Linked DNA regions of Homo sapiens: regions 2 and 3 are each linked to region 1. The links are chromatin loops, found by intact Hi-C in ENCODE. Cell type or tissue: Calu3. All regions are shown on one strand.

Region 1 (8,000 bases):
TAATCACTTCTTTATAGACATTAATCCTGTATTTTTTTCTCTAATTTGTACTGTAATTTGATCCTTTTTTAAAGAAAGCCTGTTTGAGGCTGACTCTTCAGATTCTTTGTACAGCATACTTAAACTATAAAAATGAACTTAGGATTTTCATGTATGTTTTGGGGAAGAAGTTCTGAGGGGTGTTAAATAATATATATCTATTTTTTAAGGATCAAATAAATATCATGGATTTTGCAAGTGAATAATGATTTGTGAATCAAGCCTCACTATATTAAGACTATACTGAGTGCCCCTTTTAGGACAAGACTAACAGTTTGTTTCTTTAAGCAGTTTTTTAAAAAAATTATACTACAGTTCCTCTCATGCCTTAGGCTGACAGTTGCAGTCTCCATGACATTTACCACTGTTAATTTTATTTTGGCTGCATTTGTAATAATGCCATTTTATTCATCTTTAACATACCAAATTTGATTAGACTTCTATCATATGAAGATATAATTCCAGTATAATAAAATAAACATGCTATGTTAAAGATCTCATATGGTCTCTTGCATGTACTCTGATCTCTGCTTTTAAAGCTAGGGATAAACACTATAAATATTGTATGAATTAAAACTTTGTCACATCAGTTTTATTGTAGTACTAATAGGCTGGCAGAATACATTTCATATTATGGTGATACAAATGCTTAATCTCTGAGCAGAACAATAAAATTCAGAAACATAACATTCCTTTGTGGGGAGGAGTTGCTTTTAAAGGAGCTCAATAAAAAAATGCAAACTGATTACTCCAAGCACACTGAAAATTAGGCATCGCCAGAAGGAATGTGTAAAAGGCTTTCTGATAGCTTGGATTAGAGACAACGATTCCCACAAAGCCTATCAGAGATAAATGAAATAAATGGAAGGAAGATGCAAACTCGGTCTTTGTTCCAGTAACTGCCGAATGTCATATTGGAATTCTCAACACAAAACCAAATGACTAGCAAGATCATCTGCATGCAAATGTAGAGTAAGTGACCCTCCCCAGCTCAATAGCTATTTTGAGATAATTGAAGTCTATACTATAGAAAAGTAGTTTCTTTCAAAGACTATGTTGCCTTTTCATGACACCTTAAAAATTCCATGTGAGTACTTAATGGCTAAAAATATTTTACTTTTACAGTTTAATCCTGTTTCTGTAGCTGTTCAGCATCTGAAACCCTTTCCTACTTGGTGAAAGGCTAGTTTTCATTTCTCTGAAATTCAAAGGGGGTCAGAGACTACCTCTCCCTGCCCCGACAGGTAGATCAGGTGACCCAGGCTTGGCCAATCTGATGATCCTTCCTGCCACTTTGCATTGTGAGCAAGTGATAGAAAGGAGCAGGGACAGTTTGGAATTCATTTCACGAGGCATCTTGCAGCGGGAAGTGCAGCGCTGCCCAGGGTGGAGGCCGAGGGTAGTGTGACAGCAGCAGAGCTGGGCGGGGCACCCCAACCAGGCTGTTCCTGCAGCATGACCTTGGCTGTGGTTCTTGCTGAGGAACCTGCCTGCATTTTTGCCAGTTTATAGCGTCTTCAGGCTTCTCCGCAAACAACTGAGCTTCCTGATATTCTGCCAGCAGATCTCTCTTTTGCTGAAGTTAACAAGAGTCAGTGTCTGATGCTTGCAACAAAGAACCCTGACTGACACGTAGAGGGTTTTCTTATTGTAAAGTGTTGTCGGCACTGCTCTAATATGTTTTGTTCTATGTATGAAATGAATAATAATACTTGATGGAAATATACCCACTCTTCCACACATCTCTCTATATAATGAAATCCTCATAATTCTAAGGATTCATCTGATAAAAAATATTGTTTCAGAGACAGAATAGTCAGAATTAAAGATTTTTATTGTGGGCGTGTTACGTCACATAATAGGCACAACAAAGGATTGGTCACTAAAACTAACAGAATGCAGCTATTGAAAGAAAAATTATGTAAGGAATGTCCATCTCTGTATAAGTAAAAATGTAACTTAACAATATATAACTAGCAAAAGATTTTGGGAGGCAACATAGCAAATTTATTAAGACTAAGAGTTCCAGTTCAGATTTGCCACTGACTAGCCATGTGATTTTAACCATTCTACATCTTATCTTCCACATCTGTCAACTGTTTGTGCTGATACCATTTAGTTCACAGGGCTAAAGTGAGAATTAATCGGGATGCTAATATAAATTTGTGAGTGCAGTACTAACACACAGTGAGAGCTTATACATGATGGAGGCCCATCTGCCAGGTAAGTCTGTTGCACTCACACACCAATACCACTCCCGGCTTTTCCGAGGTTCCGGCATATTGATTTGTTGGGATTTATGTTGGGAAGCTCATATTAGCATTCTGTCTCTTCCCTGGTCCCTCAGGGATTTCATTAAAGGAAACTATCCTTTCCCTGCCTCAGCCACTAGGGAACTCCAGGTGCCGTAATGCTGGTATTGTTGTTTTCTGCTCTATGTGACATTTAATGAGAGAAAAACAAAAACAAAAAAAGCCAACAACTTTATACTGTGAATAATATTAGCAAGTTTGCTCTAGAATAAAAAATGCTGATGATTTAGACAACGAAAACAGCCATTAGGGAAGTACTATTGAATTCTTTTTTCCTTTAAAATTAGCTCCTCATGCCCTTCCTCACCTTTGACTAAGAACTGATCCACGGAAAAAGAATCCTGAAACTTCCAAGTTACAGACTATAAGAAGTCAGATTAATGCATAAAAGTTGCTCATCATTAAAGGAGTAATCGCAAATCTTTACCTCCAGCAACCTAGCGCAACCCATCATTCTCTCCCCTGCCCCACTGCTCATGCCTCCTAAGGGATCTCCCTGCTCTTCACACTGGCTCCCACCCATTCTCTAGTCATCATCCTGAGTGATCTTTTAAAAGCATACATCAAATCACCTCAATGCATCTCACGAAACTTTCATTCATCTGCCTCTGCACTTAGAATAAAATCTAAGCCCCGTCCATGTGACACACAAGGTCCCACATACTCTGTACTTCAACTTCCATCTTGAATGCCTTTACCCTTGCCTATTGTGTGAACAAGCTGAAGACTTCTCCAAATGGACTTCCAAGTCAGATTTCCCTCTGCATGACTTACCTCCTTCCCCCAGATCATTTCCTTGTTGTATCCTATCAGACAGGACCCCTCTTAGATGTCACCACCACCCAAGTACTTTCTATCTCATCACTGTTTTATTTTCTGCAGAGCAGTTTTCTGAAAAAAAATGCTGCATATTTATTTCTTTCCCATTCCCCAATGGAGTTAAGCTCTATGCATGCAGGACCAATTCAGGTTTGTTTACCAGTGTGTCCCCAGTGCCTTAAACAATACTTGACACATGGTAGTTCAATAAATATTTGTTACCTGACTAATTGACTGAATGTATGATTCAAAAGATAATGGTTTCTACCACGCACCCCTCACTCCCTTTTCTGAAAGTTTCTCCCCTTTCCTGAGTAGGATTCTGCCAGTAAGAAAGAAAGAAAATGCTCTGCAGCCCCCAGCAACTTCTGGTTCTGCCAGTACAAGGGACATACATTGTTTGTAGCCTCTGCCAGTTTCCCAGATAACAGTCTGAACTCTCCTTTGCTAGCAGGGTCTCTCACGCTCCCCGGACTAAGAAATCACCCAGGATTGCACACCTAAATCAGACCATAGAAGACAACCTCATATGGTAACACCACACCAGGCTCAGGACAGGAAATTTACTCACCACACATCAAGGTAATGAAGGTAACCAAGTGCGATTTCACACCAGGCTTCCTGCTCCCAACAACAGAGGATGAGGGGGCAGCTCATTAACCAAGTTTGAATTTAAGTATAAAATGCCATATTTTCACAGGAGGAAATAGATGTGTTTTCTGTTAAGAATTCCAGTCTGAGTTCTCACTCAGCCTTTAATTCCTAAATGCAGAAAAAAACTAATAAGCTTCTTAGAATACATACATAAGAAGTTCTGTTTAACCCTAAGCTATTTAACACCTCAGTGGTTTTATAAGCACCAGTCTCATTAAATCTTGTGTGTGTGTCTTTGTGTGGGTAAGGCAAAGGGTGGCCGGGAGAGATCACTGCCACTGAACAGTCACATTGAATAAGCCATAGGACTGAAATTAGGAGGCAAGCAACAGTGACATCTAGTGTGGGTAAGAAATGCCAATACTGGCAAACTGCTTTTCTTTCTATAGCAAAAGACAGGACACAAGAAAGATGGTAGCAAATTAGGGTCAGAAAAGTGAAGATGATGCCAAATGTGAAACAAGAATGCAGATATACTAGATGACTACAGGAAAAGATTCTTTTCCAATTCCTTTGCCACTAAATGTTCTTCCTAGTTATATATTATTATGCACTTTCTTAGCTGAAAAAGCCCCTAAGGTGACCCAGCCTCCCACTTCTGCTCTCCCTTTCCCCTAAACCCTCCCACTGTGCCCTCTGGATCTCCTGTCTGGAATCAGTAAGCTCTTCTTATCCTCTTCTTGGAACATTTCTTTGCCTCTTGTTTTAAAAGGAGTCTGTTGGATACTACTTGCCCTGAAACCCCCCTGAGGAAAAGCTCTTTCATTTGTTGATCACACCCTGCCATGATGGCTGCTCTTCTTGCCTCCCGTTGCTTATCTATATCTCCCTCTTACAAAAATTTCTGATCCTTTGAGCTCCTGCTAAGCAGATGTGTCACTCTATCCCCACTATACTTGTTGCAACCATCTGACAAATCCCTGCTCATTCACAACCATTTGTTGAATATTTTAACTCTTGTTCACAATTTTTTCTAGACCCACCCTATCATCGTTTTCAATATCATCAACATCCACTTGATGAACCACGGCTGCTCAGCTCTTCAACCTCCTCAACTCCAATGCCTTCCCCTCCACCTCAGCCACCTACTCCCATTGTCCCATTTGTCATCAACAGAAGCTGCAACATTTCTGAAAACTCACTTCAAACCTCCCACTCACATATATTTCTCCTATTCAGTCTCTCAAGTACACCCACTAACCTATTCCACCAGCCACAGTGAAACCTCGAATCCATTAACCCCTTTACTTTCTGCACCTTCTGTCAGTCCCTACCTGGACTCACTGCCCTCCTTATCCAGTCCATATACTCAAGGTCTAATATTGTATTTGCTGCTCTGAAAATACACTTGATTCTCTCATTCTTTTCTCCTTCCACCACACTCATGGTTAATATTGCTTATCCTTGCCTAGTTAAGCAGTCAAACATTCCTAAAGAAAAATTAGTAAACCCACCTGACTGGTTTTACTTTAAATTCATGACTACCAACCTTAAGTAGATACTCACTACTGGCTGGCAATCCTGCTATGTTTCTCAAGTAGTATAACTTCCTAACTCACCAAGAACTATTTTATACATACTTCAACCTCACTCTCATATAACAGACTCACCTCATTACTCTTCGAAAATAAAAAACTCAATGATCCACTTTATATTCTCAACCTTAAACCTATAAACCTACCAGCATCCACACCCATTTTTTCTTCTTCCTTCCTCCTATCAAAGCCTACAATGTGAATGTATGCTCAAGCTCCCACCTTATCTCTCACCTTCTCAAGGTCTTCACTAGTCAATCTCTCCCCCTTGTGCATCAGCAATTTTCCCTTCTCTGCTGCATCAGTTCTATCTTTATACAAACATGCTGCAGTATCACAGATCAAAAACAAGCAAAAACCTCTCTCAATCCCAGAATTTTCTGTTCCCTCCTTTGGAGCCAGATTCCTCAAGAGGCATTACTGGTGCTGCCTCCACTTTCTCACCTCCCATTCCCCCTTCATTCTGGTTCCTGCTCCCCACTGCTCTGGCAAACACTTCTTGTCCTTAACCTCTCAGGAGCATTAATCAGAGTTGACAATTTCATCCTTCCACTGAGGGCAGGACTTTACATTCTGAGTTTTCCTCCTGCTTCTCTGGTTATTCCTTGTCACTCTCCTTTCTAGGCTCCTTAGCCCCCATACTAAAGCTATAAATATTAGTAATTCTCAATGCTCAGTCTTGGCCCAACTTCCCTTCTCCTCTTCGAGGATGGTGTGCATTCTGACCGAAAATACTATTAATATGTTTCTCCCAGAAACTAGCATGAATCTCTACTTTGAGCCCCGACTCACATATTCAGTTACCTAACATCTTTACTTAAATATTTCACACACATCTCAATATTATTATGTCCAAAGCTAAGTATTTTTTGTCCTTTCAACCTGTCCTTCACTCTTCCCAATCTCAGTACACAGCACCACTACAAAACCTGGTGATCATTTTTTATTCTTCCTTCCCTCTCTTTCCCACATCCAAGCATTTAACAATTTCTGTATTTTTTTTATATCTAGCATATATCTTGAATTAGAGTATTTCCTCCATTTTTACTGCCATTATCATATTCCTGGTCAACATTATCTCTCACTTGGTCTCTAAAAAAGTAGAGTCAAGATAGATTAGATGATGCTCCAACAACCGTAAAATCTGAGTGACCAAGAAAGAAAAAGAACGAGAAATATTTGGCACTAGTGACTACAAAGTCTGCCCCTTTAGTCATCAAATATTCCATTCACCATCTTTCCCACAGGCCCAATAACTACCCCTACTCCAGAGAGACAACCTGCATTGTATTAAGCTCAAAGTTCAGGATCTCTTGATGATATATGATGGGCTCTCATCTTAGTGTGGCTTCTCTTAATATGGAGACTATAAAGAAACAGAAACTTCCGCACATATACCCAAAATACAATAGTGGAACAGGGTCAGGATAACTGCAATAAACATGCCCATTTAGAAAGCAAAAGAATGAGAGGAAGACCAAAGTAGTCAATGTTCCATTGTAATTATGAAATTCTACCTGGGGGTGGAGAATGTTCTTTGATTAGGCTCCAATTCTCCTGGAGAGAGATTCCCTAGTCCATTGTTTGTCATGACCTTGGCTCTGCCCTTGGAGAAGATCTTTCTTTTTCATCATCCAACATGGCCACTTCTAAAATAGTCATTGGAGAAAATGCCCTCCCAACCCTCACCTCCCACCCCTTTGGGCACTGAGCCTGCTTCCTACCTTTAGATATTTGAGGACCCAAGGAACACAAACATATCTAGTTCACACTGTGATTTCTTTGATATACAACTCTTTCAAAAAGTTTGCTTCTCATCTATTTGATTCCAGCTAGCTCTGTGTGCCATTTACCACACCCATAATCCTTTCAAGGCATATCTTCTCTCCTTTTCCCCTCTCCTCTCTCTTTTCCTGTCTCCTTTTTCACTAAAATTTTGGCTCTGTGAGATCTATGATTTTATTATTTACTGCTGTAACCACAATACCAAGCTCAGTGCCAGGGATATAGTAGACACTCAGGAAGTAGTTGTGAAATGAATGAATAAAGGAACCTTACCTGAACTTTGAATTATGATTCTGCCTTCAGGTCCAGTTTATGCTTCTTTTAACTATTTCATTCTTCTTTCTTCTCATCTTCACCTTGTAAAAATGATATCACCTGCTGGCCCAAGTCTAAGTAACTTCTTGTCCTAACCTGTTTTCTTCTCTACAAGTTTTCACTTCTTCACTCAAGTATACTTTGGACCCTGAGAAGTTGAAGAATTCTAACTAATATTCTTCACCTGTTTTCCTAAAACAATATTGGCCTTTTTAAACTCTAGAGCAGAGGTTTTCAATCTTAGCTGCACATTAATATCAGCTGGAGAGCTTTTGAAACTCAATTCACTAGCAACATACCAAGGCAATTAAATTAAGAGTCTCTGAGGGTGAGACCTAGACATCAGTACTTTTTAGAGCTGCCCAGGTTATTTCAGTATGCAGCCAAAGTTGAAAACCACTGTTCCAAAGTAAGCTTTCTCTCCACCTCTTTCTTTCCTCCATGACTCTGAACCCTAATACTGATTGCTCAACCTGTGGATCTACCATCATTCCAAACAGCAAATCAACAAGTATTGAATTCCCTAAGTACTCACATCTGT
Region 2 (8,000 bases), 530 kb before region 1:
AAAAACTAAAAAATATTTCAAAGGAAATTTTTATATTCATTTCCCAGAGAAACCATGATAACTTAGGAAAAATATTTCTACATAGATGTAAGGTAATATGGCCTAACAATTCATGGTTTCTGATGATTAAATTAATAGAATACAAAAGTAGATCTTGGAGAATCTGGATCAATAAACAGTTTATATCACTTTTGGTGTAATGCAGATCTCAAATGTGTCCTTTATTTTTGTATTCCTAGAACCTGGAACAGTGACAGGCATTTAGTGTGTATTTAACAAATGGTTATGTGAATGAATATAATCATCGGTAGTCCAATTCCACTTCCAATTGTACTGAGTCTATTTATAGTAGTTTCTAAGATATAGACTTCTAAATCATATCTAAAGTTACAGCATATCTTTACTGCAAGTCTGAAACATAATTATTTAATGAAAAATAATGATTAGAAATATACTCAAATGAAGCCAGTGATCCATCAGGGGTGATGTTGCCTCTAGGGGACATTTGGCAAAAAGTCTGGAGATATTTTTAATTGTCACAACTGGGGATGAGAACTACTACTAACATCTACTGGGTAAAGGTTAGGGATGCTGGTAAACATTTTACAAAAAATAGCCCCCCATGACTTCAACTAAACAGCACCAAGGTTGATAAACTCTTGCCTAAGCCATGAATATTTGAGACTAGCACTTAGCACATCACAGTGATATGTAATGTTGCCTTCTGCTTCCTACACTGAATGATTAATATACTAGTTCATAAGATGTGTTTTCCAGTCATTTAGGTACATTTTCTAATATTGAACTTTATATTGCCTGCCCTTTTAAAATATGGCAGAGGCTATTCATCTTTAGTTAAAAACAAATAAATAAAAAATACAAATAACTGAGTCGTATGAAGTACATTTTTATGACATTATGCATCCTTCTTGTAGTGACATTATGCTGGTTCAGATATAATCTGCATCCTTTCTAAAACTGGAGACACTATATACCATTTACTCATCTCTGCTTGTGCCTTATTTATATGGCTGTGATTTCTTATATCTCATAAAACAAAATATTGGCTTAAAGTGCACTTCTATAGCCTGGGAGAAGGCCTTGGATCTTCAAAAATGCATACAGTGCAAAAGTGGCAAAGATTATAGCAAACAATTGCTTCTATTTAATGTTTTCCACATGTCTTAACTTCTGTCTACCTGGAGTTAACTGTCTACAGTGGAGCTCTGTCTTGAGGAGATGTGTAGATAGCTGTGGACCCTAGCCTCTTGTTTAGCATCAGCTGCAAAGTCTCTCCTCATCTACCAATACACATAGAAGCTTGTTTCTTTCTGTTTTACCTCTTTGTTTTTTACATTTTGTGTCTGTTATGAACAGGTATAGCGTTCAGTGAAGAACCTGACTATTAGATTCAACATTTTGGGTTTAAATCCTTATTCTGACACTTGTACTTTCCCTCAGAAAAGTTTCATAACATCTTTAAGACTCAGATTTTACATTTTTTTATATAGGGAGACTAAACAGAGTTGCCATGAAAACAGAAAAACGAGAAATGCATGCTAAGTGTTTAGACTGTTACTGGCATGCAGCGAGCTTTCAATAGCTGTTGTTGTCATGATGATTATTATGTTTACCTCTCATGTTTTATATCTCTTTCTTGTCTCTCTTCTCTGTGCTCATAGTAATGAGGTAATTTCCTCTCCAAACTCTGTTCATCTCTCCTTTCCTCTCCTTTCCATCTATTCCTGTTTGAGGGATGAACATTTCAAGATGATGCTAGCAGAGACAGAAATGTGGCAGTTTTAATTTCTCTATCAGGCGGGAGATTTAATGTATTCCACTGACAAAGAATCTCAAAAGTAATGCCCAATTGCCTGTGGTGATATCTTTTGCAAATTTTGAAATGTAGAGGAAGAATATTTACAGAAATATTGCTGTTGTAATATAAAGCAATTTAATATGTTATTCTTACTTTTTTGGCTTTTGTTTTCAATTTTATTCTAATTAAAGTAAACTAAAATATATGTACTTAAAGTGTAAAATTTGATTAACTTTGACATTATGATATAATTACCATAGTCAAGATAATACATATTTTCATAACTAAGGGTTTTTCCTGCCCTTTGTAATTATGCTTACTTTTTACCTTATCTGAAGTCCAGGAAGTAAGAATTTACTAAATTCAGCAACATATGTAAATCTTGTCCTGGCTAAACTAGATGCACAGCATTATAATTAGATCATCAAGAAGATACAAAAACTTTCTCTTTTAAAATCCAAGTAGGGGATGTAGTTGTGTCAGAATATAGTTATTGGACTCTGAACTGTATAGTATTTATCTATTAGTTCACTCCCCAAATGTGCATTAAGCATCTACTACAAGCCATGCCCTGATCCAGGAGGTGAGGACACAGTTCTAAAGAAAACGCATTCTCTGCCCTTGTGGAACAGCTTACTGGGGAGAGAAAAGTAAGCTTACTGGGGAGAGAAAAGTCTTATGAGAAGAATGGGCAGTCACAGTTTACACATCTTAATGTAATGCAAAAAGAAATGGCAGAAATATAAAATGTTGTCCAAAGCACTAGGTGGCGATAGAATTTATCACCAAAAATGTATAAATATCATATATGCATAATAAGCCTTCAAAAATAAAGATAAATTTTTATTATTAACTGTAGTGTTAGTCAGTAAAGAGCAGAAAGGATACTAACATTCAACATAAATGTGCACTGATGCATCTTAAAATATTCTATTACCATTAAAATTCTTAGAAGGATAAGGACTAATCAAGAGCAATAAAGTTCAAGCTTTTTTACATAATGCTGCAATAAAAACCCATCAACTTGTAAAATCAGATCTATAAAAGAAAATTTTCAACTAATTGAACAAGTTCATTTATTTTTAAAGAAAATGACAAATGGCATACACTTGCTTAAGGGAGATGGAGAATTATTACATTATGCTTTAGTTTTGTTGAACAAAAATGGTTTATATTTTGAAGGTATCAAGTATTTTAAAATTTTGATAAGCAAACCTTTAGAAAGACAAACGGCCTCTCCCATCTTTATTGTTTAACGTACTATGTGCCACTTATTTTATATACCTTGTCTCATATGAGATTCAAAACAACCTTGTTATGTATTGTAGTTTCCCACTTAAGAGAAAAATTGATGATGGCTAGTTATAACACAATAGCTACTGACAGGGAAGCTAATCTCCTGAGAGAGAGAGCAACAGCATATACCTTTAGCAGAGTAAACATCTGTCACAATTAAGTAAATAATTGACATGATGAATTAAGCTTCTTTGTAACACTATAGTTTAAGAGGTAAATATAAAAATAGTTACAATGACTCATTTGGGTAAGATTATGGTTGATTTTAGTTTTTTTTTTTTTCTTCTTATTCTGTTATCAAGGCTTTCTACAGCCATTATTATGTCTTACTTGTTGTACAGTCAGGATAGGGTAAGTTATGTTTACATGTCTCAGGGGCTAAACAACAGGCAAGTTTATTGCCGTTCCTATTGTTTGTCTAGCATGGATTGGTAGGGTGGCTTTGCACCTTACAGTTACTCCAGTACCTCCATCAAGAATCATGTTCTCATCATTACTATAGCATGGAGAAGAAAATGTGACAAACTGATAACTGACTTTTGAAACAGTCACCAAGAAATATTTCAGTACTTTGCTCACATTTCACTGGCAAAAGAAAATCACATGGCTTTGCCTAACCTCAAAGAGGGTGAGAAAATGCAATTCTGTTCTATGCCTGAGACCAGAGCTAGATATATTTGGTAAATAGCACCAATAACTACAAAACTTAATAACCTTTTAATGTTCTAAATACATTATATGAATTAAAAATTCCATACTCAAAAATTCATTATATCACTTTTTCCTAAAAAGTTAATTGATTCTTGGTAAGCAGCATTATGAGGCCTAAATCAAGACTGTTCTTTGGAACCTATTTATGCCTCCAACCTGTCCAGTGATATTTAATAATTTCAAATTCCAGCCACAGCCTCTTCTACAGGGCTGCTGGTGACTAACCTACTTTAGTCTTATATGGTTATATGCTCTGATTTTCAGTCTTGCCAGTCCCTTCATGATCTCTTTTGATCCATTTGTCTTTATTCTTGGGCATCTCTAGATGATGTCTGGTGTATCAACCTCAGTAGATGTTTCATCATGCTACCAGTTCACCATACCATTTCACAGCTCTGTACACTTGCATTTCCTATCTTACCTACTCTTAACATTACTTGAGACCCAGTTTAAATGTCATCTCTGTTTAGTTCTCCAACCAACTGGATCTCCTTGATTTCAACTTCCAGTTTGCCATAACACTTTTATATAACTCTCTTTTAGCATTTATCATACTGTACTGTAATTTATTTGTAACACTAGTGTTTAAGTATTTGGAGAATCAAAACATCTTATTCACATTTGGTTCTTCTTTGGCCAAGGAAGTGCTTGATAAGATATTACTTTATATAGTTGTATATGTCATCAGTATATAAAGTTTATAAAGAAAAAATAATTTTCAGACAAATAAGGAAGTGAGCTCAAATTAAAGAATGTGATGGACCCTAACTGAAGCAGCAAATGTACTGCTATAGAAAGAATCTATGTTAGTTGATTGGCTACTAAATAGACTAATAAATTGACAAATAAATGTTGTTTTATTTATAAAGTATATTTTAGTATAACTCAAATTTCCTTGGTTTTAAAAATATGAGTACATTACTCAAAGTGATCTATAGATTTAATGTACTCTCTATCAAAATTCCAATAAAATTTTTTGCAGAAACAGAAAAACTCAGCTAAAACTTCATATAGAATCTCAAGAAATCCTGACTAGCCAAAACAATCTTAAAAAAGAACAAAGTTGGAGATCTCATAGTTCCTGATTTCAAACTTATTACAAAGCTAGTTAAAACAGTATGATACTGGCACAAAGGCAGACATATAAACCAATGGAATAAAATAGAGAGCTCAGAAATAAACTCTCACATATGTGGTAAAATAATTTTCATTTTCAACAATAAACTCTAACATATGTGGTCAATAAATGACAAAAGAATAGTCTTTTCAATAAACAGAGATAGGGAAACTGGATATCCACATACAAAAGAATAAAGTTGGACTCTTACTCTTCAAGATAGAAAAAAAATTAATTCAAAAAACATAAAAAACCTAAATGTAAGATCTAAAACTATACAACCCTTAGAAAAAAACATAGGGGAAAATCTTCATGACATTAGATTTGGCAATGATTTATTGAATATGACAGCAAAAGTATAGGTTTAAAAAAAGTAAAAATAAACTGGATTATGAAATTTAAAAATTTGCATCAAAGGACACAACCAACAACGTGAAAAAGCAACCCATGGAATAGAAGAAAACATTTGCAAATAATATATCTGATAGTCAGTTAATATCCAGAATATAGAAAGAATTACTGAAACTCAACAACCAATGAATCAAACAGCTAAAATAAAAAAATCAGCATACAACTTAAACATTTCCCCAAATAAAATATTCAAATGATCAATAAGAATATAGAAATGTGTTTAACATCATTAATCATGAGGGAAATGCAAATCAAAACCACAGTTAGATATCACCTTACACCCATCAACATGAGTACAATTAAAATATATATATATGTTAGTGAGGATACGGATAAGTTAGAACTCTTGTGCACTGTTGGTAGGAATGATGTTATATCCATTATGGAAAACAGTATGATGGTTCCTCAAAAAGTTCAACAGAGAAGTAATATATGATCCAGCAATTCCACATCTGGGTATATACTGAAAAGAATTGAGAACAGGGCCTCAAAGAGATATTTGTTTACCCATGTCCATAGCAGCATTATTTATAATAGCTAAAAGGTGGAAGCAACCCAAGTATTTGATGAATGAATGAATAATATGTGACACATACATACAATGGAATATAATTGAGCCTTAAAAACAAAGAAAATTTCGACACTTTACAACACAGCAACATCGATGAACCTTGAAAATACTATTTTAAGTGAAATAAACCAGTACAAAAAGACAAACACTGTATAATCGATTTCTATGAGTATCTAGAGTATTTAATTCATAGAAACAGAAAGTAGAATGGTGGTTTCTGGAGACTATGGAAAGAGAAATGGAGAATGGTTGTTTAGTGCATACAAAAGTTTAGTTTTGCAAAATAAAAAAGTTCTGGAGATTGGTTGCACTACAATGTGAATATTTTTAACACTACTGAATTGTACATTTAAAAATGGTTAAGATGGCAAATTGTATGTGTATTTTACCACAATTACAAATTTTAAAAATCTGAATACAAGATTATGGTACTGTTATACATGTTCTAAGAAAACTACAAATGTTTAAGTGTCTCTACTCTGAAACAGAATTCTGTTTTATTTTGCAAAATTCTTTAAAAGTTAAATTAAAAAGTAAAACTATTTATATATGTATATTAAATGAGTACTACAGTATTATAGAACAGTTTTACAATGTCTTTGGTAACCAATTCTATTCTCCTAAATAGCGAAGCAGTTACAACAATAAATTAAACTGTACCAAGAAAAATGCAAACAATACCACAATAGATCACTTACTGTGCATGTAAACTTTGTCCTGCATAATTTGGATTTACTCTACCCCACATAAAAGAAAAAAGTCATTTTCAAGAATTATTGTTTAATGGCAGAGAAAACCATTCTATTTATCTCTGGTTTGCCAGTAGGCTCTGTGAATGCTTTTTGATCTTTGCTGTAGGCTAAAAGCACACGGAATCCTTTTTCAATAGTGTAAAAGCTCAGACCTGGACAATGTTTGGAAACCCTTTAGATTTGTCTTCTTAACACACAAATACAAGTATCTTTGCTAGGTTATTTCCTAATATATAGCAGTTGTTTTCTTTAATAATAGGAAAATTATGTTTAAAATTATATTTTAAATATTGATCTAGTCTCTTCGCTGAATTTCTAATGGCATCTGATGATATTTAAAAGAAAAAAAAGCTCATCATTTGTAATTTTCGGTCTCTCAATATGCCAGCAAGACAGCTCTCTGACCTTCAGCCATATTTTTGGAAAAGGAATTACAGCTTGTCATTTTTCATTGTGTTATTAATAGGGTAATTAACAAGTTAGTGTTAAGATTTTAAGAGCTGACTTAATTTTCTTTCTTTAATGCCAACTCAATTATTTCAATTGGATAAAAAGTTCATTGTGAGAGTGGAATGGGGAATTTGAAAAAAATACTTAAATGACAAGTCAGAATCATTGCACATGTAATTAATTAGTACTTTTTGTACATTTTTTAAAAGTTAAAAAGTAAAACTATTTTTAAATTTATATGAAATGGATATTATAAAACATTCTAGTAATATCAGATTGTTTTAAATCTCAATTTATACTTCACAATTTTTACTGTATTTACAGGGGACTGTTCTTCCTTCATATTAAAGCTAATTCAAAACCATTTTGAATACTCTTAAGGACAAGAATATTTAGCAGAATAATTGCTACTCAGTGTTGAAGTTCAGACAATTAAGTGTTTTTAAGAAGTGATTAATAATTTTGTCAGTGTTAAATCACTAAAAAATTATGCTTGTTTAAACATTTTAAATTTGTTTTACATACAAAATGATGCCTTTGTTTATCATATTGATAAGTTTGACTTAATGTCAATTTGTTTCAAAATATGAAAATTTGTATATTGGTCAAGATTGGCTAGATCAGTGATTCTCAAGTGGAGTTACTAAACTAATGGCATCACGATTACCCAGAAACTTATTAGAAAAAGAAATTATTAGGCCACAACTATACCTATAAAATCAGAAACTGGGAGTCAGTCTAGCAAGCAGTGTTTTATCAAGCCTTCCTAATGTTTTTAATACACATGGAAATTCAACGACAACTTGACTGGGTTATACTATAGTAAAAATCATCCCCCTTCCCAAATCACAGTGATTTAACAGAACAAGATTT
Region 3 (8,000 bases), 340 kb after region 1:
ATTAAAAAATCTGCATTGTTGTATGTCACGTAGCCTTTCAATAATAAAATTTGTTTATTAAGTTATGTTAACTATCAAAAGTATTTTTATTAAGATGATTGAAGTTTAATCTTGTGACTAGTTACTTATAACAATGCTTATCTAGTGTAAGTAGTATATTACAAAATTCCATTGACCACAAATACAGTTGATAAACCCTAATTGACAAAAAGAAGATTTCTAACAACTAAAATAGAGGTGTAGTATTATTATATAAAACCTTATATACTTTATTCCTCGAAGAATCCACTAAACTGTTACCTAGTGTCCGTTAACTTCTTATTTTAGACAGAATTTAGAAAGATTACTAGAATGCAAACTTTTGAAATTTGAGTCTGCTGCTACTATATAATTTTGGAAGAATCACTACCTTTCTGAAAATTAATTTTTAAAAATCCTTGACCTTTCCATGACTTTCAAATTCTGATGTAATTGCCTGTTTGAAATCTCTACTTAGATGTATAATAGGTACTTCAAATGGAGTGTTTATTTTTCTCTCTCAGTCTGTCATCTTAATCTTCCTCATATCCTAAAAACTATTTTTCACTCAAGAAAAACGTCATCTTTGATTTATCTCTCTTTTTTTTTTTCCACCATCTTACATTTAAGTCATCATCAGATCCATTGGCTGTACCTCGAAGAGATAGCCTGGGTTCTGCTACTTCTCTCCATTTCCTCTGCTGACACTCCAGTATAAACCAGCATCACCTTTCACTTGTATTACTGCCATAGTTTTATGCTACTTCTCAGTCTTTTTTCCACATGGTAGCCAGAGACAGCTTTAAAAATTACAAATCATATTATATTATTCTTCTACTTAAAATCCTGCAGAGATTTTAATTGTGTTGAGAACAAAAATCCAACGTCTTTGCTATGACCTACCTACAATTCCTGTCTTTCTTTCCCATCTCATGTGTGACCTCTTACTCAGCCACTCTAATCTCTGTACAGTTCCTTCAACATTTCAACTTAGTCCTGATTTAGTGGTCTGCTTCTGGATCTTCATTTTGCCTAGAATGTACTGAGGTTTCAAATTTTTTCGTGGCCTGGTTCTTGTCATTTTATTCTCAACTCAGATCACCTCTCTTGAGGCACCTTTCTAGAAACCTAATTTAAGGTAACTGTTATGTCTCACTCCCCATTACACCATCTATTAAAATGTATTCATAGGAGCATTTGAAACAATTTTTAAATTAGTAAACATGTTGATTTTTTTTTGTCTTCCACCCTAATTAGAATGTAAGCTACATGACAGCAGAGACTTTGTCTACCTTATTGAGTGTTTGAACAGTTTAAGCCACATAGAGGAGATATTCAAGAACTATTTGCCAAATAAATGAATGATTCCACCTATAAATGAAAGATCAGAGTTTTTTTAAAACGTATCCTGTTAGGAAAGCCCAAAGTCATCTATTTTAGAGTAATTATCAAAAATAGTTTTATACACTCACACATACACACACATGTAAAGTAGTCAGTACTTGAAGACCTTTAAATGAAAAAATTTATCCAGTTATCTAAAAGAAAATCATCTGATCATCTAATGAATACTCAAGTATGTTAAATAAGGTATTCATGTAAATTGTTTGATTTTTAATCTCGTGACTTACGTAGATTATGGCATGGAGCCAGGTTTGTGAGGAATATTAGAGTGGTGGGATTCCAGAATATAAAACTTGGACGGAGTGTGTGGAGTGGCTATCATCACTAATTCTGAAATTTTGAGCCTAAGCCACATTTTATAGGGAGCCGAAGAAAAACTGTGAAAATTATGTAATGTATGTCCTTGGTATCTATATGATTTATCATAAATATATGCTGAAATTTTAATGTCTATGGTTTGATTATCTTAAACTTAAGCTTATGATATTTACACTAGTTTGGGAGGGACAGCATGTTCTTGGGTTCATCCTAGATACTTAGTTAATGCTTTCTAATTAACTGACAAAATAAATATATATGATTATTATAAAAAATGAGGTATGTTTACTGTATATTTTTGTTCTTCCAGCTAAATACTATCATCCAGTTTACTTTTAAAAATAGAGTGCGCACTCACGAGTAGCCTGTATTACCAGTATTTAATAAATGGATATCCAAAACATACACTTTCTATGGAATTTCATAAATAAGTCATCTTATTTCAGTAGTCTAGTGAGTCCCAAATATGTAAGATAAGCATATGTAAGATCAGTAGTCTGGCGTATGTATGTAAGATCAGTAGTCTGGTGAGTCCCAAATATGTATAAAGTGGATGTAGAATGAAGCTTGTAACACTTAAAATGTTTCTGGTCTGCTAATTATGATATGTTTTGAAAATGCTTAGTAGTTAGAACCAGTTAAAAGGGAAAATGGTATATACTTAGAATGACTATCTGGATTAAACATAAAGCACTTAAGATAAATGATCATGAGACTCTCAGTTTTCTGTTTAAAAGGAAATGCTGATTTGCTAAGAAATAATTTCAGTTTAACTTTATGTATTCATTAATGTATAAAATCAATATGAAATGTTTTAAGTTAGAAGAATGTCAAATATTTGGAAGCAAAGATTATTAGCTGCATTTAATTAGGTATTGTGTGTGCAGGAAATATAAATAAAACAATAAATATTATTAGCATGTAGTTCTAAAGTTGAGTAAAATAGAGTTTTGATATAACCCACATTATTCTTCTTCTTTAATCATTTGTTTTCTTAACTTAAAGCATTTGTTAATATAATTTGAATATTATTCAAATATAAGAAATCTATGCATAATGGATGTTAATTATTTCATGTTCCAATAGCTTACAAACACAATTCACAATATCAAGTATACTGAGCCCTCTAGTGATTTTTTTTTTAACTGCTGTCACAATTGCTGTCTGAGCACATTCCTTTTATTTTTACCAACAAGTTTATTGGTGAAAATTATTTCGTTCATTTTCCTTAATTTGAAATGAGAAATAAAAAGAAACTTTATAGGGAGTGGTATAAAACGTGGGCTGTTTTAAATATGTTAGGAAGTTTTGGAGGGTTTTTCTTTTTTAACTTGCTGTTTCTATTCAGCATGTTCTGTTGATAGTGATGTATATATATGCAATAATATTATAAAGATTTTTTTGAGATGTTTATTTTGAAATAAATGTAGAGGATACTTACCGAACAAGATAAATCATCATATTTTAAACAGTAAATTTAGTGGTAATTTGTATTTGAGCTAGGACAAACTGAGTTTAGGTCCCGTCTCGGCCACAATTTATTAGCAGGGTAGACTTGGGTAAGTTATTTAACCTCTCTAGGCCTCAGTTCCCTCTGATAATTTCTTCATATAGTCTCTAAAATATCTTTTAGAGATGTTTCCAGAGGAGTCTTGATAATTTCTTTTCTTTATATTGAATTTTTCTTTCATAATTTAAATCTAAGCCTTCTTATTCTCAGAAGATAAATTTATTATTTCTATGGTTTTAGACTTTTTAAATTATATTCCAAATAGAACTATAACATGCTTTTTCCTTGCTTAAAAGAGACCTTGAATAGTAACCGTGTCGCTTTTGGTCACAGTTACATCCCTAGTGGCTGAAAAAGTCCCTGGCTATTTCATTCAGTAATTTGATGCTCATTTAGTAACTTGGTAAATGAGTGAAGAAAAGGTCAGCTCCTTCAGTGTAGCATATGTGATTTTTTGTAGTCTGCTCTTGGCCTACTTTTCCATCTTCATCATCTTTGCTACTCCTTTTCACCAGCCCTAAGTGTTTTTCTAATATCCTGTTTCTTGTACCTAATATGGCATGCTTAGTGACTGTCTCTCCCTCACATACCTTAGCATATAGTTCATATCCTTATAGAAACCTAAATGATGTAATCTAATTTTAAACATGCCTTTTTCTTCCTTTAAACGACAAACTAGGGCCAGGTGTGGTAGCTCACAACTGTTATCTCAGTGCTTTGGGAAGCTGAGGTGGGAGGATAACTTGAGCCCAGGAGTTCAAAGACCAGTCTGAGCAAGACCAGCAAGACCTTGTCTCTACTAAAAATAAGAAAGTTAGGGCCGGGTGCAGTGGCTCACGCCTGTAATCCCAGCACTCTGGGAGGCCAAGCTGGGTGGATCACGAGGTCAGAAAATCGAGACCATCCTGGCTAACATGCTGAAACCCTGTCTCTACTAAAAATACAAAAAATTAGCCAGGCGTGGTGATGGGCGCCTGTAGTATCAGCTACTCAGGAGACTGAGGCAGGAGAATTGCTTGAACCTGGGAGGCGGAGGTTGCCGTGAGCCAAGATAGTGCCATTGCACTCCAGACTAGGCAACAGAGTGAGAGTGCATCTCCGAAAAAAAAAAGTTAGTCAGGTGTGGTGACATGCACGTGTCATGACATGTACGTGTCATGTACATGCACATGTCTGAGTACATGCACGTGACATGTACTCAGAAGGTTGAGGCAGGAGGATTGCTTGTCCCCAGAAGTTTGAGGTTGCAGTGAGCTATGATTGCTCCACTGCGCTTCAGCCTGGGCAACAGAGCAAGACGCTATCTCAGAAATCATCAGCAAAACCCAGAAACTAGTCAGTTTTAAGGATCATTTTAAAAATTGTCTGACTTTTGTTATGAAAACAAATATTTGTATTGACAGAACTTAGTACAATAACAATCAGTAAATGAATGTTGAATCGATTAGAATGTTATAAACCTCTATATATGTAATAGGTTTTGTTTGTTAGTATATTCTTCTGATTATTTATTTCTTGAACTATAACCTTCAAAAACAAAGAAATAGGTTTTTTACTGAAAGTTGAATATAGGGCTTTTGCTAAAATGCTACATATTTTGGCTAGATTCAATTTAGTATTTCTTTGGAGGACATTATGTATGCAGTGTATATCTATCTTTAAACTTTTCCCCTCATTTAATTATAGTTCTTTTTCCAAGTAGCCAGCATAAAATCATTCAATAAAAATGTATTTAGTAGCCTATTATGTTCCTGGCAATTGATTAGGTACTGGAGTAATACAAAGAGTAATAAAAAACAGAATCCTTAGTTTCAATCTAATGGGTCAGAAATACATATAAAAGACTCATTTCAATATTTGTGGTTAAGGGTCATAATAATAATACATAAAGAGGGTTGTCTGAGTGTCTAGTTGTTGAGAGAAGCTACGGTAGTTCCTTAAATCTTCTAAAATATGCTGAAGCACAAAGAAGTAAAGATAACAATTGTTTAGGGAATTGGAGAGAACCAGAAATTGCTTTTGAGCTTAAACTTGAATGGTAATGAAGAGTCAATGAGAAGTCTTGGAACATTTTGTAAGCTGGAATGTGACATGATCAGATTTGTAGTTTAGGAATAGTATACTCTGTTTCTTGTCATAAGTCTATAAAAACTGGAAATAGCTGCATTCATTCATAGCACTATTTTAGGAAACCTCGTATAAAAATGAAATGATATATGATAGTAATAATAATAGCTACCATTAATTTATTTCAACATATTTAACAAGTACCATCTCTGTGTATGGTTTATAGTATATGATTTATAAATATTATCTAATTAAAGACTCAGCTTTTGAAGTTATATGACTTCAAATACTAGCTCTACCATTTATAGTTGTGTGAACTTAAACAAGCTTTCTCAAGTTTCAGTTTCCTCATCTATAAAATATTCTGGTATGGCTATAGAAATAATTAGGATATTTTATGTAAAGGACTCCTGTGCTTAGCCCATAGTAAGCACTCCATAATTGTTAGCTATTTTAAAATTAATTTTTGTAACTTCCTTGTGTTAAAAAGATAACACCTTTACCTTGCAATATTACCTTGCAGATGAGGAAATTGAATTTAGAGATCTTAAGTTACCTGCGGGTCATACTTGCAGTATTACCTTGCAGAGGAGAAAATAAAATTTAGAGATCTTAGGTTTCTTAAAAGTTATATTGCAAGTAGTGGCAAAGCCAGTATTTTAACTTGGGTCTCTGACTGTAAGCCCAGTATCCTGAAAAATGTGCTGTACTGTCCTTCCGAGGCTAAGTGATCAGGAGAAATTGGTGAAGAAAGTATCAGTGGTACTCTCAGATGTTTAATTGGCCTGCCTAAGAGCTTCTAGGCCTAAGAGATACTACTGTGATCTCTTCTGAGTATATCTTTTGTCCAAATGAAAGCATAAGCAAATGTATAATAGATAAGTCTATGTTGTCTAACTCATCTATGTTGTTACATGTCTCAATAATTAATTCTTTTTTAATGCTGTGTAGTATTCCATTGTATCAATATATAACATTTTGTTTATCCATTTATCTGTCGATGGACATTTGAGTGGTTTTCCTGTTTTAGGCTATTACAGGTAAAGCTGCTATGAGCATTCATATTCATGTTTTTGTATGTACATGTACTTCTTTTTCTCTTGGGTAGAGCCTCAAAGGGGTATGTTAGGTGTATGTTGTTTAACTTTTAAAAACTTGCTAGATTGTTTTATTAAAGTTATTGTACATTTAGTTTAGGTGTATGTTTGTTTAACTTTTAAAAACTTGCTAGATTGGGCTAGGTGCGGTGGCTCATGCCTGTAATCCCAGCACTTTGGGAGGCTGAGGCGGGTGGATCACGAGGTCAGTAAATCTAGACCATCCTGGCTAACATGGTGAAACCCTATGCCTACTAAAAATACAAAAAAAATTAGCCATGCCTGGTGGCTGGCGCCTGTAGTCCCAGCTACTCCGGAGGCTGAGGCAGGAGAATGGTGTGAACCTGGGAGGCAGAGCTTGCAATGAGCCGAGATCATGCCTCTGCAACTCAGCCTGGGGGACAGAGCAAGAGACTCCATCTCAAAAAAAAAAAAAAAAAAAAAAAAAAAAACTTGCAGATTGTTTTATTAAAGTGATTGTACATGTAGTTTATCTGCTATCAGTATGTGTGAATTCTTTTTTCTCTACATCAACAATACTTGCAATTAAAAAAATTAAATTATTAAACATTTTGCCAATTTTTTAAATGTTAGCCATTTTAACAGGTGCATAGTTGTGATTTTAATTTTTATTTCCCTAATGACTAATGATGTTGAGCATTTTTATTTGTGCTTATTTGACATCTATATATTTTCTTTGGTGAAATGATTCTTTAAATCTTTACATACTCTTAAGATTAAATTGCTTGTTTTCTTTACTGTTGTGTTGAGTTTTTTTATTCTACGTATAAGCACTTTATCTGATATATGTATTGCAAAGATTTTTCTCCCATTCTATGGTTTATCTTTTTATTTTCTTAACAGTATCTTAAAGATAGTAGGTTTTCCATTTTGCTTAAGTCAAATTTACTGATTTGTTTATAGATTTTATTTTATTTAAGAAATCTTGGCATAACTCACATTCACAAAGAATTTCTTCCATGTTTTCTTCTACATGTTTTATACTGTCAGGCTTTACATTCAGGTAGTGATTTATTTTGAGTTAATTTTTGTATGTGACACAAGGTATGGTTTCAAGTCATTTTTTTAACGTGTATATCCATTTGTTCTAGCATCATTTATTGAAAATGCTGACCTTTGTCATCTACATTGCCTTTCAGCCCTTGTCAAAAATCAGTTGTCCAAATATGTGTGGATTTATTTCTGGATTTTGTATTCAGTTCCTTGATTTGTTTGTATTTATGTAAATACCTTGCTGTTTTGATTTCTCTAGTGTTTTAATAATTTTTGACATCAGGTAGTTTTAGCTCTCTAACATTGTTATTCTTTTTCAAAGTTGTTTTGTTCCTTCTAGGTCATGTGTGTTTCCATATGAATTTCAAAGTCAGCTTGTCAATTTCCATAGGAAACCCTGGTGGGATTTTGATTGGAATTGCATTGAATCTGTAGATGAGTTTGGGAAAAAAAAAAAAAAAAGACATCTTAAGAATTTTATCTTTCATTTAGCAAAATAGAATATTTTTCAGTGTACAGGTCTTTCCCATCTCTTTTCATATTTATCCTTAAGAAATTCATAACAGAGTGCT

What was found. A loop is a pair of places that touch in the nucleus more often than their neighbours do. Peaks named below come from ENCODE experiments on the same cell type or tissue, not always from the same donor. Only the 100,000 strongest peaks of a DNase experiment are listed, where the experiment ranks them.
Region 2: a loop joins it to region 1, with 17 times the contacts of the local background. A loop is called at or near these places in 4 of 110 quality-filtered maps.
Region 3: it touches region 1 in a loop (2.2-fold over the local background); 3 of 110 quality-filtered maps call a loop at or near these places.

The regions. Positions count from the first base shown.
Region 1 is chr6:101,110,965-101,118,964 of GRCh38, reverse strand. The region is part of intron 3 of LOC107984041 (a long non-coding RNA gene); the gene reads right to left. Among named protein-coding and RNA genes, the nearest start is that of ASCC3, 230 kb to the right of the region's middle. In Calu3, no CTCF peak of the experiment used is centred here; a DNase peak (open chromatin) is centred at 4,124.
Region 2 is chr6:101,640,561-101,648,560 of GRCh38, reverse strand. The region is part of intron 4 of GRIK2 (glutamate ionotropic receptor kainate type subunit 2); the gene reads right to left. Among named protein-coding and RNA genes, the nearest start is that of GRIK2, 250 kb to the right of the region's middle. In Calu3, no CTCF peak of the experiment used is centred here; no DNase peak of the experiment used is centred here.
Region 3 is chr6:100,770,733-100,778,732 of GRCh38, reverse strand. The region is part of intron 8 of ASCC3 (activating signal cointegrator 1 complex subunit 3); the gene reads left to right. Among named protein-coding and RNA genes, the nearest start is that of ASCC3, 110 kb to the left of the region's middle. In Calu3, no CTCF peak of the experiment used is centred here; no DNase peak of the experiment used is centred here.